2 separate regions of the Homo sapiens genome follow, and region 2 is linked to region 1. Evidence: chromatin loops called from intact Hi-C (ENCODE). Cell type or tissue: IMR-90. All regions are shown on one strand. Region 1 overlaps CNKSR3 (CNKSR family member 3). Region 2 overlaps IPCEF1 (interaction protein for cytohesin exchange factors 1).

The links. A loop is a pair of places that touch in the nucleus more often than their neighbours do. Peaks named below come from ENCODE experiments on the same cell type or tissue, not always from the same donor. Only the 100,000 strongest peaks of a DNase experiment are listed, where the experiment ranks them.
Region 2: a loop joins it to region 1, with 2.2 times the contacts of the local background. A loop is called at or near these places in 2 of 110 quality-filtered maps.

The regions. Positions count from the first base shown.
Region 1 is chr6:154,403,886-154,406,385 of GRCh38, reverse strand. It overlaps CNKSR3 (CNKSR family member 3), which reads left to right. Exons shown (of 13, transcript NM_173515.4): 13 at 1-2,500. The coding sequence ends at 32. Among named protein-coding and RNA genes, the nearest start is that of IPCEF1, 48 kb to the right of the region's middle. In IMR-90, no CTCF peak of the experiment used is centred here; DNase peaks (open chromatin) are centred at 1,125, 1,415 and 2,425; H3K4me3 peaks cover 500 bases; H3K27ac peaks cover 1,707 bases.
Region 2 is chr6:154,276,494-154,278,993 of GRCh38, reverse strand. The region is part of intron 2 of IPCEF1 (interaction protein for cytohesin exchange factors 1); the gene reads left to right. Among named protein-coding and RNA genes, the nearest start is that of IPCEF1, 79 kb to the left of the region's middle. In IMR-90, a CTCF peak has its summit at 1,551; no DNase peak of the experiment used is centred here.

The sequences.
Region 1 (2,500 bases):
GGTTTACGCGCCTCAAACTGTTGACTCACTGAGAGGGACCCTGCTCAGGCCACCTGCCTGGCTCCTGCCCCAAGTGCCTTGCTTTTACAGTGGACAGCCTCTTCTCGTTTCAGCCTCAGTATTATGTAGGGACCTTATGCAATTTCTTTTTCTTTTGAAAAGTTATCTACTGCCCTTCTTGGAAGTTTGCAGGATTGGATGGGAACAAATTCAGAGGATCTTAGGTGCTGGCTTGTGGAGACAAAAGGAGGGAAATGGGTAGAGCCTGTTTGTCTTGCTTCCCCAGAGATAGAATGTGAAGACACGCGCTAGAAATCGCAGTCCTGGCCAGAGACGTTATGGTCATTGTGAGGGACTGGTGGCATTGTTCCTTTTTGAGGGGCTGGGGGGACTCAAATTGGTGGCTGTTTTCACACAGATGTGTTGGTTTGTGGTCCAACTTCTTTATCTGAAAAAGCCAGTGAGAAAACATTTTTGATTTGATTTTTCTAAACTATCTACCATATTTTAAGTGTAGCAGCTTTGACTTTGCAATAACGTGGCAAGTATCTGATTTCTCCTTTGAGGCAGAGGTTTAAGTGTAGGCCTGTTACACTTGTTTGATACCTTTTTCATGACAGTCTCAGTATAGATCAGTTGGTACAGAAATACATGAACACATTTTGATAGGGCTTATTTCACACAAAGAAGTTTATGGTTATTTGTGTGGGGTGGTGTTGTTATATATTATTGTCTTTAAGGGAAAAGAAGCTATAAGATTCGCTGACAGCCAAAGTATCATTTAGAAAAGTGAAGCAACAAGATTTAGGTTGATGAAAGATACATGAGTTTGCATTTTGACCTGTTCAGTGTCTGTCTTCCAGCACGGTGTGTACACTTCTTCAAAATTGTACACAGTTTGCTAATTAGAAATATCTTGGAAAGCCTCATGGTCACTAATTTTCAACTAGCATCAGGTATTTTGAAAACGTGTGTCTGGATATTAACTCTTGTTTAAACTGAATGTATGATATTTTGTTAGAATGGAAAAGTACTATCTTGTTAATTTAAGTATTTTAAATATAGTTGTATATTTTTCTTACTCTTAGTCACCTGTAATTGAAATATTTCTGTTTTGCGTCATACACGAAGCTAGTGAAAAAGAAAGTGCAAGGCATTTTCAGATGAGCAAGTGACTATCGTGGCTGTTGCCAGCAGGGCAGTATTGTTAAAAAAAATCAAAATAAACCCTCCCAAGCATTTTGGGATTTTATGGATTAGAAATGGAAGAACAGGAGAAGCATATGCAAAGTGAAATTGCACGAGGGGAATTTTCTGAGGTATCTTCCTAGGCAGAGCCGAAATCTCCTACTCCAAAATGCCCTTTCTCATACCACCGGAATTGTTGAGTTTGCTGAACTGCCTGGAATTCAGCCCATGAAAATCACTGGAGTTAGGAAACATCTTCCCTTTAAAATGCTTCTGGTGTGGTTAAAGGAACTAGCAACCACTCATGTATAATTACTGTGACTGAATTCAGTCAGGCTGGTTTTTTTTGTTTGTTTGTTTGTTTTTGAGATGGAGTCTCAATCTGTCACCCAGGCTGGAGTGCAGTGGCGCAATCTCAGCTCACTGCAACCTCCACCTTCCAGGTTCAAGCGATTCTCCTGCCTCAGCCTCCCATGTAGCTGGGATTATAGGTGCCCGCCACCATGCCTGGCTAATTTTTGTATTTTTAGTGGAGACGGGGTTTCACTACGTTGGCCAGGCTGGTCTCAAACTCCCAACCTCAACTGATCTGCCGGCCTCAGCCTCCCAAAGTGCTGGGATTACAGGCATGAGCCACCACACCCGGCTCAGTCTGGCTGTTTTCTTCTCTACCTCTAAGACAACTGCCATGAAGATCTGGTATTTCGGCCTGGCGCAGTGGCTCATGCCTGTAATTCCAGAACTTTGGGGGGCCAAGGTGGGTGGATTACCTGGGGTCAGGAGTTCAAGACCAGCCTGGCCAACATGGTGAAACCCTGTCTCTACTAAAAATCAGCTTCGCATGGTGGTGGGCACCTGTAGTCCCAGCTACTCGGGAGGCTGAGGCAGGAGAATCACTTGAACCCTGGAGGCGGAGGTTGTAGTGAGCCAAGATCAGGCCACTGCACTCCAGCCTGGGTGACAGAAGGAGACTCTGTCTCAAAAAAAAAACAAAAAGAAAAAGATCTGGTATTTCATGGAGACATGGAGACCCAAGGGTGTTTGGCAGATGGAGAGAAGAGGCTTGCAGTGTGTGACCACAGGGTGTTCAACACACTAGGAGGGTGGGGTGTGGGCTGGGGAGGTCTCGTGTAGGGCACTGGTGATGAGGAGGGAGCTGTGTACGAGGGGCGAGCCAGCCCTGCCTGTTTTACTCTTGTCTTGAGCTGGCTTTATGCCCAGGAAGTGGGTGGCAACATCTCCTCTTACTCCCCAGATTGTGGGGAGAACTCTAAGAGCTGTAGTTCCACTGGATGATGAGTTAAATCACTCT
Region 2 (2,500 bases), 130 kb after region 1:
ACCACCATGACCAGCTTTTTTTTTTTTTTTTTTGTATTTTTGGTAGAGACAGGGTTTCACCATGTTGCCCAGGCTGGTCTCAAACTCCTGAGCTCCAGCAATCCACCACCATAGCCTCCCAAAGTGCTGGGATTACAGGCATAAGCCACCACGCCTGGCCCACTTTTTAATTGTAATTATTAATGTGTAGATTCTTTCTGCATGTAAAACTATATCATTTGAAAATACTGACAATCTTGATTTTTTACCTTTTAATCATATATATATATATTTTTACCATTGTTTTCCAGTACTTTTGAGACAATGTTGTTAAGTGATAATGAGAATCTTTGGCTTATTCCTAATATCAAAGGAAAAGGTTTCAACATGTCACCATCAAGCATGTGATGTAGGAATAAGGACCTTCTTACTTATTGAAAACAGTGGAGTAAGGACCTTTTTGTTTTGACCATGACAGGAATTTGGAGAGGGGTTGACTTGGCTTGGCAGTTCATCTTTGACCCATGTGACTTTAGCTGGGGTGGCTAGGATCGGAGGATCTCTACTTTCAAGATCACTTTTGCATCCATACGTCTGGAGCCTTGGCGTCTCTTGGATTCCCATTCTCTACTTGGCGTCTCATTCTCCCGGACCTGTCCACAGGGCTCAGCTCTTTGTAGCACAGCAGTGTCAGGAGACCTGGACCTGGTGAATGTCAGTCTGGCTTCTGCTAGAGCACATGTTCCTCTTTCAGATGTAAAATCCCATGAAGTGGTGCCTGTGAGGTCATAGAAATTGCAATTAAACATATCTGTTAAATTAAAAATCAATTTCCAATCTAAACTTTTTTTCTATGCAGGAGTTTAAAAATAATAATTTCAACGTTTGTCATAGCTGAATTTTAGTACTATGGAGTAAAGAAAAAAATAGGTGATTCCTTCTATTTTGTGATAACAAAGTTTTCCTTTTGAGGTTAAATGAAGGTATCTAGGGCAGGAGGGAGAGAGGAAGGTGCACGTGTGCATGGAAGATGAGGAGGTGGGTGCGGTACCCAGTGTAGGTGAGGTACGAGTGGGAAAGTGAGCATGTAAAGATGAGAGTGGGTGGACCACAGGAAGCTGGGCGGACCACAGGAAGCTGGCTGGAAAAAAAAAGTCTGGCTTTACCTAGTTAAAAGCAAGAAAAAAGCAACCCAAAGACAAGCGGAAAATCTCACAGGCAAAGTCTATAAAGGAATGGAAACAAAAAAATAAGCCCACATGTGTTCAGGGAAAGGTGAAGTAAAGTGGCTGGCCAGCTGCAGTCTGCTCTGTAATTTTTGTATTACTTCGCAGTAATTTATACGTAAGATAGTCTAATGAACAACAACAACAACCAATAAAAGAGCCAATGCTTCCTGGAAAAACAAATAGAACATTTTCTTTTTGAAAACTTAGATTTCTGAGTTTATGATTCTAGTGGTTTAAAAAAATGCGCTATTGAAATTGAAAGAATGTCAAATTAGGGAGTTGGACGATTTAATCTTTGGTCTTAAGCTAAATATTGTACTTAGGTGTTCTTCCACTAGGTGTCTCTTTGCATACATGTTATGATTTCAGAGAAAGCAAATCTATTCTTGACGGCATTCGCTTATGTGGATTGTGTCAACAAATATCTCAATTTGGGATGGGGGGTATTTAAGAATGACTTTAATTTAACAGTTCTTCCTAAAGAATAAATAGGTGTGTTTTAGTGACATCTCTCGTTCTTGCTTTAGATGTTTTGGAGACACTAACCCAGATTTTTCAGCAGATGCAAAATTGAGGTCCTTGTGCCTGTGTGGTTTCCAGCATGATATGGTTTAAGCCTTCAATTCATAGCCTGCCCATGTGGGATTCTGACCAGGACGTGAGCCCTTCATAGTTTCTGAATGAAGCCTCACCTAGGATGCGCAATTCCCAAACAAGCTGCATGCAGCTCGTCAGTGTCTCTTTCTGAGAGCTGTATTGCCTGCTGATCAGACCCTTCCAGACCACACAGTGGCAGCTGATCTATGATCCCACGAGTAGCCCTTTGGCAGCCACGTTATCACTGCTAGTCACCGAAGGTCCCTCTGAATTGTCTAAATTTGGTAAATAGCTTACTCATTCTAACTTGTCCTAAAGTTGAGGCAGGGCCAATATAAGTCAACAGATATTTGTTAGGTGCCTACTGCATGTCTTGCCCTGAGTGTCTGTAAGAATTATTAGACTCATTCATTCTCTAAGAATGTAATGAGATCTACTGTTTGCAAAAAGAAAATAAAAGCCTGCTTCTAAGGAGAATTTGAAAAGGCAAAGATTATTCTGAGACAGCACTGCTGATGACCATAGGGCCCTGGACCTGGAGTCTGAAAATCTGAATTCAAATTTGGCTTTAACTTGCTAGCTATGTAAACTAGTTAGTCCACCCACTCTGTATATTCGTTTTTTCACGTGTTAAAGTATAAGTTACTTTACAACCTTGCTGTGAAGACTGAAAACAGTTTGCAACAGTTCTGCCA